Regions from separate parts of the Mus musculus genome. Here region 2 is linked to region 1. A link is a loop called in an ENCODE intact Hi-C map of the cell type or tissue named here. Cell type or tissue: left cerebral cortex. All regions are shown on one strand. Links, peaks and the distances in the headings refer to the core of each region. The heading gives the core; the rest is flanking DNA. Region 1 holds the start of Grb14 (growth factor receptor bound protein 14). Region 2 overlaps Grb14 (growth factor receptor bound protein 14).

Region 1 (10,041 bases), core at 1,416-9,415:
ATCCTCACCCCTACCACCTGGGCCAGCCCCACTATGCCATCTGGGTTAGGCTCCCAGCCCTCTCTCTGGGGTGCTGTTGCAGGTAAGAGATGGGGCCAGCCCTCCAGAGTGCTCCAGCCAGTGATGATCGGGGTCAGTTCTGTACACCCCCTGGATATTCAGGTGTCTCCCAGGAGCTGCTCCATGGTAATATGAGCTATGGACAGTGACCCCTGCTTCTGTGTGGCCACACACCCAGCCATGGTCCTCTGTGGCAGCTTGGCCTGGGACCTCACCATGGCCCCAGGTGGTGGGGCTGGCCACTTACAACAGGCTACTTCTCTTCACCCTTGAGTCTCCAGTTCTCTCTTCATAAAGCTCAAACTGCTCTACTTCTCTTCCTCTGCTGTCTGACCACCACATCCTCGCACATTGCAGTGGCTCCTGCTGCAGTCTGGCCAAGTGGCTCTGTCTGCCGCTGCAAGAGGGTGGCCTGCTGTGCTGTGTGCTGGAGGGGAGGTCTGTGGTCTGCCGGTCTCTGTCTTCCTCTCCCCACACTATTCTGTGTGGACTTGTGTTGTTTTGATTTGATTTTTATGTGTCCTAGGCATAAAACAGCTTTGGCCACCAAGCCAGGCAACAAGCTAGATGAACAAAGGACTGCCATCTGCTCTGCTCCTGACTGATAGATGAACAACACCACTAACACGGTGTCTTTGCCTATTGCCATTAACACACATGTGAGCATGCGTGTACAGGGTGGGAAGGTGCTATTATTTTTTTAAGTTGAATTCTGCTCCCCAGTATTGCTATTAGAGTCATGAGTATGTTTGTTGTGCAAATTCTGATAATACACCCTGTGTCAAGGGCTGTGAAGAATCAGTGAAGCTTATGGTAGTGATGACGATTCTTGCAGTGATTTTGGAAACAGGCAGTATTGACTAAAGCTGACCCTTACATACTATGACCTCAAAGTACCACTGCTACCCAGAATGTTTGTATATGCCCACCCAGGATACAACATGAACTCTGTAGTATTATTAATTATGTCAAAACTGCAGAGAGCCTAGATGCCTATCTGCATTAACCTACGTGTGTACATTGTGGTATACATTGTGTTATTTACCTAGCAAAGAAGTACATGCCTACAGTTCCATGCAAACATAGAGAAACATCACAAACACAATGTTAAGGGAATGGAAGCAAGTGCAAAATGATTCCATCGGCATAAAGGTCAAACCCAAACAACCTAACTGAGCATGTTTAGGTGAGGATAGTTAGTTAAAGCAAAACTCAGGACTGGTTGCCATGGCAATCTTGATAGAGGAAAGCTGGTGCGGGGGTGGGGTGTGGGGGGGAGCATGGGGGTGGCATTTGGTGCACTGGTCTGGTGTATTTCTTTTCTGGGACTGTATGGTCTTCCCCTATATAAAGGATTGATGAGCAGAAAGAGACAGGAGAATGAGGAACAAGGTGGAAGATGGCTGGGGTTCCTCAGCACAGGACATGTGGGAGGCAGGATAGGGATTGTAAAAGGGAAGAAAAGGCCGCAGTGGGGAAGGAACTGGGCAGACTCCTGCCTCTCAAGTTGACAGGTTCAAATCCAAAGAGCCCAAACACCCAGATCAGACATTCTGGTACCAACATATCTGCTGTATTGTTTCAGAGAACTTTGTCAGTTATAGGGAGAAAAAAAAAACTATAATACCCTCCTCCATTTTTCCCTTTGTGGAAAAATCTCTCTGTGTATGTCTGGCTGTGTCCTATAACCTTTATAACATGTATTCCTTTGTTTAGAATAATTTCTTGCAATCTTAGAAATGAAAACAACTTCATTTTTCTTCAAATGTATTTGGATAATTCTTGGTACAAATACTCAAGGTCTTAGAAGGTCTTAGTGGTAATTAATTTGATACAAGACAAAGTATTTAGACTGTTTTTGTTTTTTTTTTTCTGAGACAGGGTTTCTCTGTATAGCCCTGGCTGTCCTGAAACTCACTTTGTAGACCAGGCTGGCCTTGAACTCAGAAATCTGTCTGCCTCTGCCTTCCAAGTGCTGGGATTAAAGGTGTGCGCCACCACCGCCCGGCGTATTTAGACTCTTATTTTTAGAGATTTATTCCCCTTTCTCATTCCCCATGTAAAGCCTTGTAAAGGCCTTATAATTTCTACTCGTGTGGCTTACAGAAGGTTCACAGAGCCTGGGCCTTTCTTTGATTTTCACTATTATAAGGATACATGGAGAGGGGAGATATATTTAGAATCTCATTTGAATCAGCAAAGGCTTTTCCTTCAGGTCAAGAAGATGTCCTGGGAAGCTGAGTAGAATTCACTGTTGGATAGTAATCTTCCCAGTGAGTTAAGACATATATACAGTTTCTCTATAGTCTTTGCTCCAGGAGATAAAAATAGCATGCTCTCTTGCTGAAAGAGGAGGAGGAGGAAGAGGAGGAAGAAGAGGAGAAAATGTGTGTGAGAACACACATGTGTACTAGAGTGCATTTGTTTGTGAGTATATGTGTGTGATTGTGTGTGTTTGTTTGTGTGTGTTGGGAGGGGACAAACTTTAGTCATTGATTAACTCTGCTGTGACAATATTCACACCCTATTATTTTTAGAGAGGAGAAACAGGTACAAGGCCTTTGGGTAAAATTAAGACAATGATAATGGCATAGTTTTTTTTTCCTTCAAGATATCTATAAACACACACTCTGTTTTTATTCTGCTGGAATAGCTTTAATATATAACAGTGTGTCTTAGTTAGGGTCTTATTGCTGAGAAGAGACACCATGGCCAAGGAAACTTTTTAGAAACGAGAACATTTCATTGGGGCTGGCTTACAGTTTCAAAGCTTCAGTCCATTATCATCATGGCTGGAAGCATGACAGTGCCCAGGCAGACATGGTGCTGGGGAAGGATCTGAAGGAGGACAGAGGGATCTGTCTTCTTGGAGGAAGCCAGGAAGGAACTCTTCTGTGCTGGGCAGAGCTTGAGCACATGGAGACCTCAAAGCCTGTTTACACAGAGACACACTTCCTTCAGCAAGGCCACAACTATTCCAACAAGGCCATACCTCCTAACAGTGCCACTTTCTATGGGCCAAGCATATTCAAACCACCACTCAGTGCTTTGCCATTAAATGCATTTAAAGCCCACATGTATAGTGATAAGCTTTAGCTAAGACCATTAGTATTAGCTTTATCCCCCAGGGAAGCCACTCTTTTGTTCTGGGTTGGCCACTGCCTTTTATAAGGACTCCTGGAAGCCACAGCTTCCACACAGTCATGGACATTCATGCTGTTTTAATTCTTAATTTAGACTTTAGGAAGATGAAGAAGTTGATTATTACCTATTTTGTGACTCAAGTGTTCTCAGTTCGTGGAGTGGTTATAACCAGGAAGCATGCCAATTTTAACCCCAGTTGTCATCAGAGTTTGGGGCTGACATTCTGATAGGGGATATACTCAAGCAGGACAACAAGGATGGCTCACTTTTTCAGGAGGGATGTTTATCTTGCCATGGACAGAAGAAGTGGAGGTTGACTTAGGGAAACAGGTGCCAGGACCAGATGATATCTAAGTTGGTCAGAGAACAAAGAGTGTGTAAACTCTCTGAAAGTCCTCCACGGTGCACAGGATGTAGGATACTTCATGAAAAGCAGGGACAGAAGTCCGGATTTCAGGGTATGGTTGCTGCATCCTGGAAGAACACAATGCCTCTACTGTTTCATTGCCTAGGTTGACATGGAAGCTTATGGGATGAATCCTGAGTGCATCTGTTAACTAAGAGCTAAGCAGGGCCTTGCCCTGGGTTGCTTGGGGACCCTAATATTCTTATGTATAAAATGAGGCAAGTAGTAGATTCATGGAATAGTTAGGAGAGCAAGGCAGAATGTGGAAAATATGAGAAAGATGCTCTCATTAAAAAAAGAAAAGAACTGGGCAGTGGTGGCACAGGCCTTTAATCCCAGCACTTGGGAGGCAGAGGCAGAGGCAGGCAGATTTCTGAGTTCGAGGCCATCCTGGTCTACAGGGTGAGTTCCAGGCCAGACAGGGCTACACAGAGAAACCCTGGTCTCCAAAAACCAAAAAAAAAAAAAAATTAATTAATAACTAAGTAAAAATATAAAAAATAAATAAAAAGAAAAGAAAAGAAAGAAAGAAGGAAAGAAGGAAAGAAGGAAAGAAGGAAAGAAGGAAAGAAGGAAAGAAGGAAAGAAGGAAAGAAAGAAAGAAAGAAAGAAAGAAAGAAAGAAAGAAAGAAAGAAAGAAAGAACGAACACAAGGAAAAAACTCTATTAATAATCCCAGGCACCTTGAGATTCATTCAGGTTTTACTGAGAATTCTCACCAGTTCAAAGGAGTTTTTCTAAGACAGCAACCCTGATTTTTCCTCACTTTACTCCATCTCTTGCCACGGAGGAAAAGGAAAGGGGTGGTGGGGGAGGGAGCGCGGGGTGGGGGGCGGGACTGGAGAATACATTGCCCTAAGATTTCCTCCTGGTTTGCCAGTACTGTGGGTCTGTCTTGATGATCAAGCCACAGCTTAGGTGATCTCCCGTGGCCCTACTGGCACGGAAGGGTCTAAGGACCAGTTCTGCCTGGACCCAGGCAGATTGGAGGTCGGTCCTCCTAGCCCAGAGTGGCACTCGGCCCGCGGGACTTTCAGCCTTGTGCTGGGTCACCCACTTGGGAAAGCGGCGGTGGGACTTAGGGAGCCTGAGGTCGAGGTCCCCACGCTTCAGGAGAGTGACACCAGCGCCCCCGAGTGCCCGGGCTACGCGCAGGGCCCGCCAGGCTGGCGCTCCATCCTCCCCGCCCCCCAGCACCGCTCTTCCCGGTCCCCACCCTCTACGTCCCCACCCTCCTCCTCCGCCCCCGCCCCTCCCCCGCTCCCCGCCCCACCGCGTCCCAGCCGCCCTGGCCGTGAGCGCAGGCGGCCCTGCCACCGCACCTGCAAGGCGCTCGCTGCCTGCAACCGCTCGGCTCTGCTCGCCCCCAGCCCTTCGTAGCTTTCGCCTCGCGGTCGATGACTCCCTAGACCCCTGGCCTACGACCATGACCACGTCCCTGCAAGACGGGCAGAGCGCCGCGGGCCGGGCAGGCGCCCAGGATTCGCCGCTGGCAGTGCAGGTGTGCCGCGTTGCCCAGGGCAAGGGAGACGCCCAGGACCCGGCGCAGGTCCCCGGACTGCACGCGCTGTCCCCCGCCTCCGATGCGACCCTCCGCGGTGCCATAGACAGGTAGGCAGCTTCGTGGTGGTGTCCGGGTCAGCAATCCGCTCTTGGGGTATGGAGGCGGCCCAGGGGTGAGTGTGTGCCCAGAGCCGGACCAAGTTTGGAAAGTGTCTGAAGACAATTCCCTTGGAGCCAGATCCCGCGGGGTCAGGAGGGCACCACGATCTCCAGGTGCCCTGTTATAAATAGCATCACGGGGTGGTGGAGAGCGGTCTGTCTCACCTTTGCCCTTTGGGGTGAACCAGAAGGCTTCACTCCAGACTGACCACATTCAGCTGCTGGGTGGCCCTTTTCCTATTACACTATAGGCTTCAAAAATCCAAGCTTGAATGTGTTCACCTCCCACGTAGATAGAGTCTTCCAAGGACCCGGGAGAGGCAGAGCAGGGGTTGACATTTGAGCCGTCTTTATGTTCCACAGGAAAGGGCAGCGGCTTTCCAAGGTTTCTCATCTCCACAGCAATGAGCATTAAGTGCCTTTGGAGTTGTCATACTTAGGAAAGAAAAAGGCGAGAAGAGCTTAAGAATCCGTGGCTTTTTGCAGTCGCACATCTAAATACCACTCCTGCTTCTTTGTCAGGATTTGCAAAGCGCTCTGACTTCAGTCAAGTTAAAATAACTCCCCAGTGGCCTAGCGTTACATTCCTGCTAACACATTCTATTGACTTACCTTCCCAGAAGGACTGCCTTGGTGTTCTGTATCTATAAGCACTTGAAAAATTAGCAGACTGTGTGTGGGCAACATTGTGAATGAAATTCGAAGTGAGATGAACCACATCTATATTTAATAAATCATAACTTCCAGCAGTGATGAGTAAAAAAAAAATCCTGGGGATGAGTTTACTGGATGTAACTTACAGATTTTGTCAATTTAATAGGAGCCAGGAAATGGCACACTCCCCTGGGTAATGTTTGCATAAATCATGATGTAGCCTGTGTTGGTGTTCAGGAAAGCCCTAAGTACAGGAAATGGAGTGTCAATGCCTCCCAAGGCTTTTCTTCTTCTTCTTTTCTTTTTCTGTGAGATGGGGTGGGGGAGGTGGTATAGAATTATTTGTGGTAATTGGCATATTTTATTTTTGACCCATGGGCACGACATCCTTGCTCTTTCCTGTACACCTACTTATAGAGTGTTAGCCTTGTCACCAAGCGGTACACGTTAGCCTGAGCAATGCTCTTTCCCCTGACAGCAATTACATTTCCTATTCTGTTTTATGTAAATGACGTCCTATGTTCTCTTGGTGTAGGAGAAAAATGAAAGATCTGGATGTTCTGGAAAAGCCACCCATTCCCAACCCCTTTCCTGAGCTCTGCTGCTCTCCGCTTACATCTGTGCTGTCAGCAGGCCTGTTTCCCAGGGCCAATTCAAGGAAGAAGCAGGTATGCACCTCCAAACCTGTGAAACCCTAAGGTCTTCCAAGGCTTGTGCCCACACAGACTTCAAGAGTTTTGCAAAAAAACCAAACCAAACCAAAACAAAGCATCAAACGAGAATTTGCTTGGCCCTTGACTGAAAGGGGCCCTTGAGATGATGTTCCTTCTGGGATTCAGCTTCCTCAGCTGTGTAGTGGGAATATCAAACATTTCCTCTTGGGTTCTTGGGAGAGAATAGGGTTGAGAGTGCACCTGTCCTGACTGCCTATCGGACAACAGGCATCAATTTCACACCAGTCTTAATTGGAAGGGGCGGGACTATAATATCAGGTGAGAAGGGGATCGATCGGCTCTTTGTTTGCTATTTAATGGTGTCTTTCCTTATACACATGTCATATAAGGCTAGCCTCCTTTACCAAAGGAAAGTGCTGTAGAGAACCTGACAGGGACCAAGAGCAATGGCTCAGTAGGTGAGGGCATTTGCTGGAGGACCTGAGTTAGACTCCTGAGACCCAACAAGTAGAAGGAAATAACTTACTCCCAAAAGTTGTCTTCAAACTTCTGCATGGGTTCTGGGGCATGGATATGTACACGTACGCACACACGCACATGCACCAGCCCATGCGCACACATGCATGCACACACACCATAATTTTTTAAAAAAAGGAATCTACATGAGGTAATTGGAGTTTGCAGCTCAAAATACTTTTCGGCAAACTTTATGTTTTGGAGGTTCCAGCTGCAGAAGGCATTTGACTTGGAAGCCATGATAAAATGGATTTTTTTTTTTAATGGTCTTCTTTCTTGTTTGAGACTGACTTACACCAATTAGATAGAAAAAGTCCAAGCAGCCAAGAAATGATATTTCATAACTATACATTTTAGGAGTGAAAAAGCAACACATCCTAGAATTATTCATCTTTTTTCATGGACTTATTCCAGTTTTGAATTAACAAAATAAAGAATAGCTTCACTTGTCAAAAAACATCTCTCTCTTTTTTTTTGGTGTTTTTGGGGTTTTTTTGGAGTTGGGGAGAGGAAACTTTAACATTCAGAGAACCGTGGTGAGGTGAAGGGAGGAAACAGGTAAATATATATATATATATATATATATATATATATATATATATATATATATCACATATGTGTGTGTATAAGTAGGAGAATTTTCATATATTAACCTCTGATTGGTTCAGTGATGTAGTTTTACTTAGGGGAAGGGAGGAAATACCCTGGGGAGCGGGCATGCTTATTACCACGCAGCAATAGATAGCAGTAGGAGGTATGTGTGCAGGAGTTTCACAGGTGTACAAGCACTGTGTCATGTGTGGTTTAGAGACCAGAAGTCAATGGCAAGTGTCTTCCTCAAATGCTCCCTGCCCTGTTTTTTACATTTATTTACTTATTTATTCGTGGACTTACATTAATTTTCATGTGGAGTTTAGAGGGCAGCTTTCAGAGTTATCATCTACTTCCATGGGTGCCGGGATCAAATTCATGCCATTAGACTTGACCCATCTTGTTATTCTCGCCCCAACCTTATTCTTTAAGACAATATCTCTCACTGAACCTGAAACTCACCAGTTTTGCCAGACTGTCTGCCCACTGAGCTCCAGGGAGCTAACTGTCCCCAATTTTACAAATGCAAACTATAATGTGTGACTATGATGATATTTGGAGATGTAATTTTCATAGCTGTCTGGTACACACACATTTTGGGGGGACAAGATTGGAACCTGATAGTGGATTGGGAGCGATCAAGAGGATCCATTCTAAAAAACCTTTTCATCAGAGTGAGATTTTTGAAGTCTTATTGTAAACTTTTCTGAAATATCCAAGCACCCAGAGTTTGGCTATGGAGTTAGGGATGACAGATTTAACTGTGGGCTTTGTATGGTTGCTTCTCTCATTCTGGGTGGGCAAGAATATGAACGATGTTGGCTTAATATTCAGTTGGGGGGATTTAGTTAACAATTTCTTCAAGCCACAGACTTCTTACATTATTCTAGACAGTAGATACCTAGATAGGCAGAGATCCCCCTCCCCCTCCCCCTCCCCTCCCCCTCCCCCTCCCCTCCCCCTCCCCCACCCCCCTTGACAAAGAGTGATTGGCAAAGCAAGGGTATGTGAAAAAGTGATCTGGTAAGGCTTTATTTTGTGGATAAACACAGGATACTTCTGAGTAAAAGAAATACTAGTAGAGCAGGCTAGATTGAGGATACAAAGGGAGACTAGATATTAGTGTGCTTATGCTAACAGGCTCAACTTGACAAAATCTAGATGGGCTGCAGGATCATCTTGATTTGGTCTAATTGAAGTGGGAAGGTTCCTTACTGGGGGTGGAGCTGGTCTCTGGGCAGAGATCCTGGCCTGGAGAAGATGGAGAAAGTAAGTAAGTTGAGCATGCATGCATTCATCCATCAACCTCTTTCTCACCGATGCAATGGGACCAACTACTTCAAGCCTGGCCCCTGAGATTTCCCTGGCAGTGACAGACTGTAATGTAGACTTGTTATCTGAAATCAACCTTTTCCTTCTTAAGTGGCGTTTGTTACACTATTTTATCACAGAAAAGGGAAAAGATTTGAAGAGAACGAGAGTAAGTTAGGTCTCAGATCCAGGTGGAGGCAGGCAGTCCAGCGAAGGGCAGTGGGTTTCAGATTCGGAAGTTCCAAAGTAGGGAAAAGATGACGTGTGTCGCTCACTCCAGCAGGTTTCCTCTCTGCCCTTGCAGCCTGTATCTAGCCTGACAGAGAACATTGTACACACTCACAGGCAGCTGGGCCTACTTATGAGCTAGATTTAGCTGACTTACTGGGTCCAGTCCCTGAGGGGTGTCCTACCTCCCAAAGACGTTTTTGTAAATATCTTCCTAGTCCCAGGACTCACAACTTCATGTACAGGATATCCCACTGTTGAGGAAGAAGATTCGTTTTCCTTTTTTTCCTTTCCCTTTTTAATTCACCTAGATATTGCATGGAGAATTGATTCGTTTAATTACTTTATGCATTCTCAGTTGTTTGGAATGAGAAGTCTTTGAGAACTCATGGCTCTCCACATCAGCAATTTCCCTAGGCTTAGTACCTTTGTCAAACACATGCTTGCCCCTATGCCCTTACTACAAGATAGTACCTCTGGTGTCAATACCTGCAGCTTTTGGTTGAGATGATATGTATGATGCTAAAGGACTACATTGTACCTCTCAATATTACTTATGGATGAAACATAACAATATTACTCCTTTAAAAAAATTTTTTATAGTCTCTGGTACTTGTTAAGTCATTCCAGACTTGCTAGAAAATTCTTTTTATCTCCCCAGGAAAAGTAAAGAATTTCTACTTGTTATTAACAAATGAATGCCCAGAAACTTTGAAAGAATCCAGTCTAAAAATGTTAAATTTCATTTGGTCTTTCAAAGCCGCAGTCAAAATCACTTTCCAGGCCACAAGTATG
Region 2 (10,041 bases), core at 1,022-9,021, 57 kb after region 1:
CAATTTCCTTTTTATATATAGCTGTCACTGTCTCATAGCAGGTATCATTATCATCAGGACATTCCAAACCTATGAGGCAACAGCGAGACCTTCGACCTGCAGACCTTTTGCCAAGACAACGACCACCATATTCCCAGAATCCATTTGGCTTACCTCCCACCCTTATTTGTGTTATGTCATTTTCCATATAAATAAGGAGAACGGCCCTTCCTCACTCTCTCTTCTTTCTCCTCTCTCCCCCTCTTCTCTCTGTGCCACTTCTTTGTCTCTCCCTTTCAATAAAACCTCTTCCACGTGGAACTGCTTTGGCCTAGCATGCTGTTTTGGCATAACCCACTATTCTATCACATCAGGTATCCTGGTCCTTTGGCTCTTACAGTCTTTCTGATCCTTCTTTTGTGATGATGTTCCTGGTCAGTTGGGACTGTAATTCACAGATTCAGTGCAATACTACCAAAATACAACATTCTTCACAGAAATGCAAAAAACATCCTAAAAGACAAATGTAATAAAGAAAGACTCCAAAGCAATCCTGAGCAAAAAGAACTATGCTGGAGGGATGACCGTTTTATATTTCATGATGTGTTCCAGATCTGTTGTAACAAAGACAGAAAGGCACGGGCACAGAAACAGACATGAAGATGAATAGAACAGAATATTCTATTCTGACCAAAACATGAGGATATATAACTGTAATCATTTTCTAAAACTTTTTCACTTTATATCCCACTCACTTCTCTCCCTCCGTGTCACTTCCTCCTACCCACAATCCTTCCCCTATTCCCCCTCCCCTTCTCCTCTGAGCAGGTGAGGGCCCTCCTGGGTATCCTGCCACCCTGGCATTTCAAGTCTCTGCCAGGGTAGGTGATTCCTCTTCCAGTGAGGCCAGACAAGGCAGCCCAGCAAGAAGAACATATCCATTGGAGAGGCAACAGCCTTTGGGATAGCTGTTCGGGATGCACATGGAGACCAGCCTGCACATCTGCTACATATGTGTAGGAGTGATGGAGCTAGGGCCAGCCATGTATATTCTTTGGTTGGTGGTTCAGACTCTGAAAGGGATTGCTGCTTGAACAACTATAGTCATCTTATATTTGACAAGTAGTGTTGGGAAAACTGAGTGTCAACATGTAGAAGAATGACATTAGATCAGTATTTGTCAATCAGAAAAATAAAGCAAAACAAACAAAACAAAACAAAATAAAACAAACCCAAAAAGACCTAACTTCAAATGGATGAAGAACCTTGATAAGAAACCCAAAACAATGAAACTTCTAGAAGAAAACAAAGGCAACACTCTACAAGATCTTGGTGTAGGAAAGGAGTTTCTTAATAGGACTCCTAACAATTTCCTAACAATTAAGGTACCAGAATTATTTAGAAAGATGTATGTGAAGAGCGAGCATGAGGGTCAGCTAGCTACCACCACTACAAGTGCCTCTGTCTTCGTTGGCATTCAGAAAATATTGCCTTGTTATTGTACCGTGTACAAAGTGTGGTCGTACGCTTCAGAGGAAATGGATTCTCTCCTTGTGTGGGGATGGTAGGCGGGCCAATTGTGCAGATGGATGCTTCTCTGAGTAAGCAGGGCCATGTACATCTCCAAGTGGTGGCTTGGAGAGTGAGGGGGGGGGAATCATTGCTATTTTTTAAATCTCGTTCCTGCTAAACTTTGATTTTCTTCCTCCTCATGTCATTTTTATTAGGGTAAATGATCTGTGTCCTTAACCCAGAAAGGTGTCACTCAGAGCACGGTTTGGATTGTATTTACACGGTTTTTTGTTGCTTGAGAAATAAGGTTTCAGAAAGCATTCTTGGTGGACAGAGTGTGTTTTAGAGGTAGAGAGCCTGGCACCTGAGTTCAGCTCTCTCTTTAGCCTATGGAGTAATCTTAGGTGTATCTGTCCGTACAGTTGCTCTATGTTCTTCAGAATGCTAAATTTGCCAGGTCTGTGTTAAAAACATTTAACACATAGTAGAAGCCAAGAGAATGTGAATTATTTCTCTGACCCAAGAAAAGACGTGTGCTTTGTGTTCATTTGTTGGGTTGGTTTTGATTCTTCTGGTGTGGATAGTATGTGTGCTTTCAGAGAGACAGTCCCCATATGTAACCCAAACTAAGCTAAAACCACTACATTCTCTCCTCCAGCCGCCTGAAAGCTCAGAGTACAGACAACTTGCCACTATGCTTGGCTTTAAAACATCATGTTTTATTAGCTTCATAAGTGATTTAAATTGAATGAGAAAAAATTTTAAATAAAAAACTTTATAATCATCAGGAATTTAAATGTCCGGCTAAAGTTGTTACATAAAAATTTTTGTTGTAGCAAATGCATTGAGTAGAAACTTATTATCCTTCATATCATGCCACCAGGGCCAAAAGGATGGTGTACTTTTTAAATTCGTTTTATACTGCTCATTTTTTTGTAACTGTGTTTATGACTGCCATGAGACTTAAACAAACAAAAAAGCAAGCAATTGACTGCTAAGCTATGTTCATGTATATATCCCTATCATCTGTCTTTTCTGGGAGCACAGACTGAAGTACAACAAAATATGCAGTTAGATTATTCAGTATCGTAGGGTTGTTAGTCAATGGCTGGCAGGCTGTGTAGTTGTAAGCTAAAGCTCTTGGATACCTGTATGACAGTGGGGCTGAGCCATCTCTAATCAGGACGCGGATAGCAGAGGCATAGTCTATGCAAGCTGAGCATTCTTAATTTAAAAACCGAAAGACGAAATACTCCTAAATTTAAAGATTTTCTGTGAAGCCGTGTGATGTCATGAGGAAAAATAATGTATACCAAAGACACTGAATAGAATTGCCCACAGGCTTTGTGTATAAATGAAACGTAAATGAATTCTGTGTTTACAGAGAGATTCTTTCTTTAGGATAGCTCATTGTGTATGCAATATTCCAGAGAGAGAGGGGGGAGGGAAGGAAATCTGATACACTTTCCACTCAAGCACTTCAAACAAGGGGACTCAGATGGAAATTAGTATTATTTGTGTAAGTGTTGTTTTTTGTGAAAACAGGATACTGACCTACTATTAGTATTTCTCAACATTATTGTTTTTCTTTATTCTTCTTAGAGTTTTATCCCTTAGGGTGAAAAGCCACAGTCCCAGGACTTTTCATTATTTTTATCCAGCTCTAACTTGTGGCTTTTGGCAAGATGGAAGACTTTCTGCCATCCTCATAGACCAGTAGAAATCAAAGGAAGAAAAGAAAAAAAAAATCAAAGGAGCTGTGATCTGCTTAGCACTGAGTCCAGACTCTTTTTAATCTTTGTAAGAACCTCCCAAGGCTGCTGGTCAAACCCATTTTGGGCGAGGAAGATTGGTTGGAGAAAGGCCATCCTCAAAGCTCCTGCTAATAAATGGCAGAGTGCAGGGTTGTAGGCTAGGCCTGTCTTCTCAGAAAGAAAACTTTCGTAGAACAATGGGAGCTCACGTGCTGCATGCCCCAGCTGAGGAATACATACCACATGGCCAAGCTCCTCAAAACAGCCTGGGCACACATACTATACATCCCTGCTCTGCACAGCATTCTGGATAGACACTGTGCAGCCTGCTTTATGGAACATCCTGTGTGTGGCCCTGTTCCACAGTGCAGCCTGGGCACAGACTGCATGGCCTGCTCTACAGAACAGCTGTGTTACTTTCTTCTCTTACCTGTATGCTTCACGTGGAACAATTCTCACCTCTTTTGCCAATCTACTTTTACCCGCTGACTTGGCGTTCCTTGCCGTGTCCTCAGCCTTACTTCTAAGTCAGTGACTAAGCTAACCTGAGAATATACTGGGGCTATAAGGATATCTTAGGACCTACTCACCATAGATGATTTTCCTTTAGAATTCACAATATGATTACTATGCAACATACAACACTGAGTGCTGTTAGCTCTTCATACATTTTAAAGTATGAGAAGTTGAAGATTTAGAAGATGTTCTCCTGAAGTTCCCCACCAGTCTGACCCAGATCAGATTCCAGTATTCTCAGCACTGTAGACACCTGGGCTGTAACTCCATGGGAACAGGCACCGAGCCTCACGTTATTTTGTAAACCACAATGCCTGGTCCATGCCTGGCACACAAGGCTGATTAAAAATAGCTGGAGTGATGGCCAGTCTCAGACTCCTGCTCGGGACTGTCTGAAGGGCTGGCTTTCTTGGCGGCGCCCCAGTCGCCTGAGCCAGAATTTAAAAATAATAATCTCTTGTTGGCAAAGAAAGAAGTAGGGCTTTTGGTAATTTCAGATGCTACTTCCCTCTGAAAATGTAAAGATTTCCACCCTGGTAAAGTATTAAAAATGTTCAGCCTTCAGACAGTCCCCCCCCCCAAAAAAAAGACATTAAAATAGTATTTGGTAATCATAACATTTTCAGAAAGTTACTAAAGCCCCATGACCTGTCCTGTGTCTCTGTACTTTGGAAAATATCGACAGGAGTTTCTGAAATTAAATTAACTCTAGCAGCCAAATTAATTTTTGAAGAGAAATTTTGATATCAGTATTCTAAATCACAGGATCTGAGAAATATTTTCTCTTTCTCTAACACACATGTATATTTATGCCTGTATATATGTTCACAGGATATTTTCTCAATGTTAATATAGAAGCAACTAATCTTAAACGTCCAACTGTTCAGAAATTTAAAAAATCTACTTTGATACAAGATTATAAATATATCAAGAAGGAACTTCATGCAATTAACAGTCTTTTGGTTTCTGTCAGTATACATATTTGCTTTTTTGTTTTACATTTATTTATTTACTATCTATGTGTGTTCGGGGTAGTGTGGACATCTTTGAGGAGGTGAGAGAATAACTTGTGGAAGTCAGTTTCCTTCTTCCTCTCTTTGGCACCCACTGTATGTCCCCACAGGATTCATTTAAAGATGCAGCCTTGGCAGCAAGCTGAGCCATTGCCCCAGACAGAAAAATCTATCTGGGGTCTGTATTAGTACCAACTCAGAATAAAGCCTCCCTCTGCTGGCTGTTTCTATAGTTGCATGCTTTGTAACATTCAGAAAACAATGAAAACGCAAGCAACTCTTTGGCATTCAAAAACTAGGTGCTTTGTGACATACATCTCATTTATATATTCTGGTGTGATGCTTAGCTTGCTAATCTTTTAAAAGAACGTGTCATGAAGCAGTCGCAGCTTAAAGAGGCATGGACACTGGACTAGCAGTGGGGGAGGAGTTCAGACAGTGTCTAGGTGGAGCCAATACAGGTTCCATGGTTCTGCCAGGGAGCAGGTGCCTGAACAAGTCACTTCTTCCCTCGCCTTGGCTTTCTTCTTTCTGAGATTAGGACCTTTGTCAATTGTTCAGCCTGAATTCTGCTAACTTTTATTATCTTATTATTCTGACAACATTGTGTGTGTGTGTGTGTGCTTTGAATAGGAATATGCACGCTATGGGTTTCACACAGATACATGGGAACGTTTAAAGGAAACAGAATTACAGCCTGGATATAAATTGGTTGTCCTCTAGAACTGTCACAGTATGGGAATGTTAGGATTTGGAAAGTTATTTTTTTCAGAGGTGTGACTTAAAGTCTATAGAGTAATACGTAAACATCACAGGGAGACTGTACATAGCATATACCATTGGCTGTTTGGCACTATATATCACATGATAATGTCATTCAACACACCTCTCATTAAACTCCAACAGACCTTTAATGGTAAAATTCATTTGAGTTTCTGAGACATTAAATTATGGGGAAAAAATTTTAAAGATCAATGAAGACAAATAGTTCCTAACAGTGCATGCGTGGGTGGATGCTGTTTGTCTCCATAAGAGTGTTGCAGCTGGATGCACCATGTCTGCATCCTTTTGTCTGTCTCCTCATCTCTACACTCTTTCCCCTCCTCCCCTCTCCTTTTGTCCTTCTTTCTCACTGTGTGAACTGATTTGAACTTTTTCACTTACACATGTATAGTGGTTATTCTGAGAATAAATGGTTACTTAAAAACTGAAAGGAGACATCAGGATAACATTGTGCCCAACCTAAGCTTAACCAGTGGTTTTCTGCCTTAAGTGTGGTTAAGTGTTTGTTAGCATCTGAGAAGGTTTGTATCATGTAAAGAGGAGTTAACCCTACATGACTACATGTATCTTAAAACACTGACTATTCAGAGACAGGTCTTGGATGACGTCATTGGGAAATTAGCAAGGGATTTTTGACTTGACTCTGTATAATGTACATTGGATTCAAATGCACAGAAATGTGTGTGTGTGTGCACGTGTGCACATATGTGCATGTGCACATAAGTATGTGGGGGTAGCTTAGAATGGAAGCTTATACCTATGTGTGTCCACATATGCACATGTGCACATATGTATATGGGCATAACTTTGGATGGAAGCCTATATATGAGGCAGATTTGCATATGTGGCAATGTGGAATCTCTTTCCAGGTCAACTTTAGGACATGTCCACTAGTGAGACTATAAGGGGCTACTTTTGTCCAGGAATGCAAACTTATTTGAAACATCCCAAATCTTTTCCTATTGCATTCTGGCCCTAGTATGCAGAACTAGACCCCTGGCTACTCAGGTTCTTGAGTCTTGATTTGTTTGCTTTGACCAGGCACTTTTTTAAATGGGATATTTTCTTTATTTACATTTCAAATGTTATTCCCTTTCCCAGTTTTCCCCGATCCTGGAAACCCTCTATCCCATCCTCCCTCCCCCTGCTTCTATGAGGCTGTTCCTCCACCCACCACCCACTCCTACCGTCAATTCCCCTACACTGGAGCATCTATCAAGCCTTCACAGGACCAAGGACCTCTCCTCCCATTGATACATGACAAGGCCATCCTCACATATGCAGCTGGAGCCGTGTATATTCCTTGGTTGAAGGCTTAGTCCCTGGGAGCTTGGGGGGGTGGTTCTGGTTAGTTGATATTGTTGTTCTTCCTATGGGGTTGCAAACCCCTTCAACTCCTTCAGTCCTTTCTCTAACTCCTCTATTGGGGACCCACCCACCGCTCAGTCCAATGGTTGACTGTAAGCATCTGCTTCTGTATTTGTAAGGCTCTGGCAAGGCCTCTCAGGAGACAGCCATATCAGGCTCCTTTCAGCATGCACTTCTTGGCATCCACAATAGTGTCTGGGTTTGGTTACTGTATATGGGATGAGTCCCCAGGTGGGACAGTCTCTGGATGACCTTTCCTTCAGTCTCTGCTCCACACTTTATCTCCACATATGCTCCTGTATTTTATTCCCCTTCTAAGAAGGACCGAAGCACCCACACTTTGGTCTTCTTTCTTCTTGAGCTTCATGTGATCTGTGAATTGTATCTTGAGTATATGGAGCTTTGGCAAATGGATGGAACTAGAAAATATCATCCTGAGTGAGGTAACCCAGTCACAAAAGAACATACATGGTATGCACTTAGTGATAAGGGGATATTAGCCCAGGCACTCTTTATAACTGTCAAACGGAAGCAGAGCAGCAAGCAAGCGACTGCTAAGCCAAGGCTACTACACAGAAGGTGTGGCAAACTTCCATCCTGTAGTCTTAAAAATAAATAACATTAGGGATGAACTTAAAGACCTTGGGTTAGTAGGAGCTTGAGGGACCTGACTACTTAAAACCCCAATCTTTCAAATGTGAGAAAAGGTCTGGGGCAAATCTGCTGTTAGTAGCTAGCTCCCCTTTCCATTATGGTTCTGTCACCATCAGCTGTTGAGCAGTCAATTCTCTTGCCCCTATTGAGGAGAGCCTTGTAAAACTTCTATTTTAAACCTTATTACTGTATTCTCAGATAATTTTGAGAGGTGCTTTGTAATTGGGGTGTGGCAGATTTCGTTCTCCATTTTACTGGTCTGAAGGGAACCCGGTGCTCAGCATGTCCGGATGAGACCACCCTTCTCCTTGGTCTGCTGGCAACTGTGAAGTGTCACTAGTTCTGCTACAGCAAACCCAGTCTTATTGTTGTTGTTGTCATTGTTGTTATTATTATTTGCTTTTCTTCTTCCTCAATACCTTTTCTCATACTATTTGCTTTACCCAGGTTCCCCCTCCCTCTGTGTTTCAACTTTTTACACAATGTCAAATATGACAACAGGCCACTTTAAGTCCCAGATTGGGTTTTGTTCAGCTGAGACTTTCTATGAAAACTTGCTACTATTTTCTCTTTGGTCTGCATGTGTGGTTTCAAACTTGAGGGCTCAATAGTGTTGTTGTGGAATCCGTAATGTCTCACTTGGGGTTACAGACAATGAGTCTATTCACCATAGAATAACTATTTCATTTGTCCATTGTGAGCCCCGTGTTCTGTGGGCTGCTGGAGAGAAGATAGGAAGCCGCTGTGACTGATGTTGTGTGGTGTTCTGTGTAGCAATGGCTTTGTGGGTTTGATGGCACAGGTACACCACGCATGGTATAGACATTCTGGCCTTAAACTGGAAAAGTCATTGACATTTTCCTTCCAAGAAATAATGGTGTATCTGAGACTTTAGGGAAGAAAAGTAGGTTTCAGGGAGATAGTTCAGATAGTACCAGTAGTCAGTGCACTATGTCAAAGCATGCTGTGTTCTGGAAGGAGCTAGGCACTTGTAAGAAACTGAGGGTGAGTGGGGGTGGGGTTGGGAGTGGGGGTGGTGAGATCAGGGAGGAAGGAGCAGGTTGTGTGGAATGAAGCTGAAAAGCAGACTAGGATAAGGCATGGTCTTTGTTATGTCAGTTCCCGAGAGTCAATATTCGTGACATTTGCGTGTTTTGAACGAATGTAACTAATTAAAAATGCATAGTTTCTGCTCAGGCATAAGGATTGTTGAATATTTCTTTCAAATTTCCTAAGACTTTGTTATGTGGTGTCTCTAAGCTATGTACTCCTTTGCTCTCAGTATTTCACACCTAGAAAAAGTTGAGGAAGGGCGCAGGGAGCAGCAGCTTTGCTGGAGTTACTGAGGGCTGCTGGAGCAGCGTTCTTTTGGAGATTCATTGTTTGAAAAGCAGAGATATGGAATAAGAACTAATGAACGCATTATTTCCATCCCCTTAAGCAAACACACAGGCTTGTTTAATTCAAAATCCTTACACTGTCTCCTCTTATCTCTGGCCACAGCATTCCTTATTTAGAAGAATGTGAAGATCCAAGGCTGCTCTGACCTTGCTATAAAAATATTCATATGATTTAAGTACATTTGCTCTCTGTTTAAAGAAAAAAAACAGCAAGAAATCTTGAAGCATCAGAAAATGTTTTGTAATCTTTCTCTAGTTGCTCATAACTTTGGAAGAGTTATAGAAACAAAATGAGCTCCACTTTGGGTCCTAGTGCAGGGAACTCTTCTGTGGACTTTTTGTCTTAACTTTAATCTTCTAGTAATTATACGTTAGTGATAGAAATAATGGATACATAGGATTAAAGAATGAAACTTAAACACTGGAAGATACACTTAAAATATGTTTATCACATTATTTTAAATACAGTACTAGTTAATATTAATTGAGCTCAGATTTTTTTCCTAGACACTCTAGCCCAGGAGCAACACAGTCCAGTCATGCTCCAGTCATCATTCCTCTGTTTGCCCTTTTTCTTCTTTCTCTCTCTCCATTCTATTTGTTTTTTGTTTTAATGATTGATCTCATACACTTCCCCACTGTGACAAGCTGTGTTCTCTCTCTTATTCTCTGAAGAAGCTGAGGACAGTGAGGGCAGGACGTGGGGCATTTATCAGTTTCCCAGGATGGCAGTTTGGAAAGCCCTTGGCAAATACTCATTGGACACTCCTGATGCATCCCCAAAGCTCTTGAGTGCATCCAGCTTGGAAGGAACTGGGGATCCTCTTGCATCCCATTGTTGTGGTCAGCTATGGGGGGGGGGGGGAGGGGGGTTAAGGAGAGGGGGAGAGACCTTGTTTAGTGTCTGCTCTGTCTTCCTGGGCTTTTCCATATAATAAACTTCTCTGAGAATCAAATTCCAGGTAATTTCACAGAAATCCAGAGTGTTCTGAGAACAAGGCAGTGTGTATTGCCCTCACTCTCAGCCTCTCTCTTTCTCTCTTTATTTTGGTTCTTTTAGAC

Evidence for each region. A loop is a pair of places that touch in the nucleus more often than their neighbours do. Peaks named below come from ENCODE experiments on the same cell type or tissue, not always from the same donor. Only the 100,000 strongest peaks of a DNase experiment are listed, where the experiment ranks them.
Region 2: it touches region 1 in a loop (2.5-fold over the local background); 2 of 42 quality-filtered maps call a loop at or near these places.

The regions. Positions count from the first base shown.
Region 1 is chr2:65,017,640-65,027,680 of GRCm38, reverse strand. Grb14 (growth factor receptor bound protein 14) reads left to right here and starts at 4,915. Exons shown (of 14, transcript NM_016719.1): 1 at 4,915-5,221; 2 at 6,462-6,594. The coding sequence starts at 5,037. In left cerebral cortex, for the core only: CTCF peaks have their summits at 4,742 (motif pointing left) and 5,852; DNase peaks (open chromatin) are centred at 5,055, 5,885, 6,417, 7,224 and 1 more place; H3K4me3 peaks cover 2,233 bases; H3K27ac peaks cover 2,420 bases.
Region 2 is chr2:64,960,600-64,970,640 of GRCm38, reverse strand. All of the region lies in intron 2 of Grb14 (growth factor receptor bound protein 14), which reads left to right. Among named protein-coding and RNA genes, the nearest start is that of Grb14, 57 kb to the left of the region's middle. In left cerebral cortex, for the core only: a CTCF peak has its summit at 4,994 (motif pointing left); DNase peaks (open chromatin) are centred at 3,667, 4,092, 4,979 and 8,264; H3K27ac peaks cover 999 bases.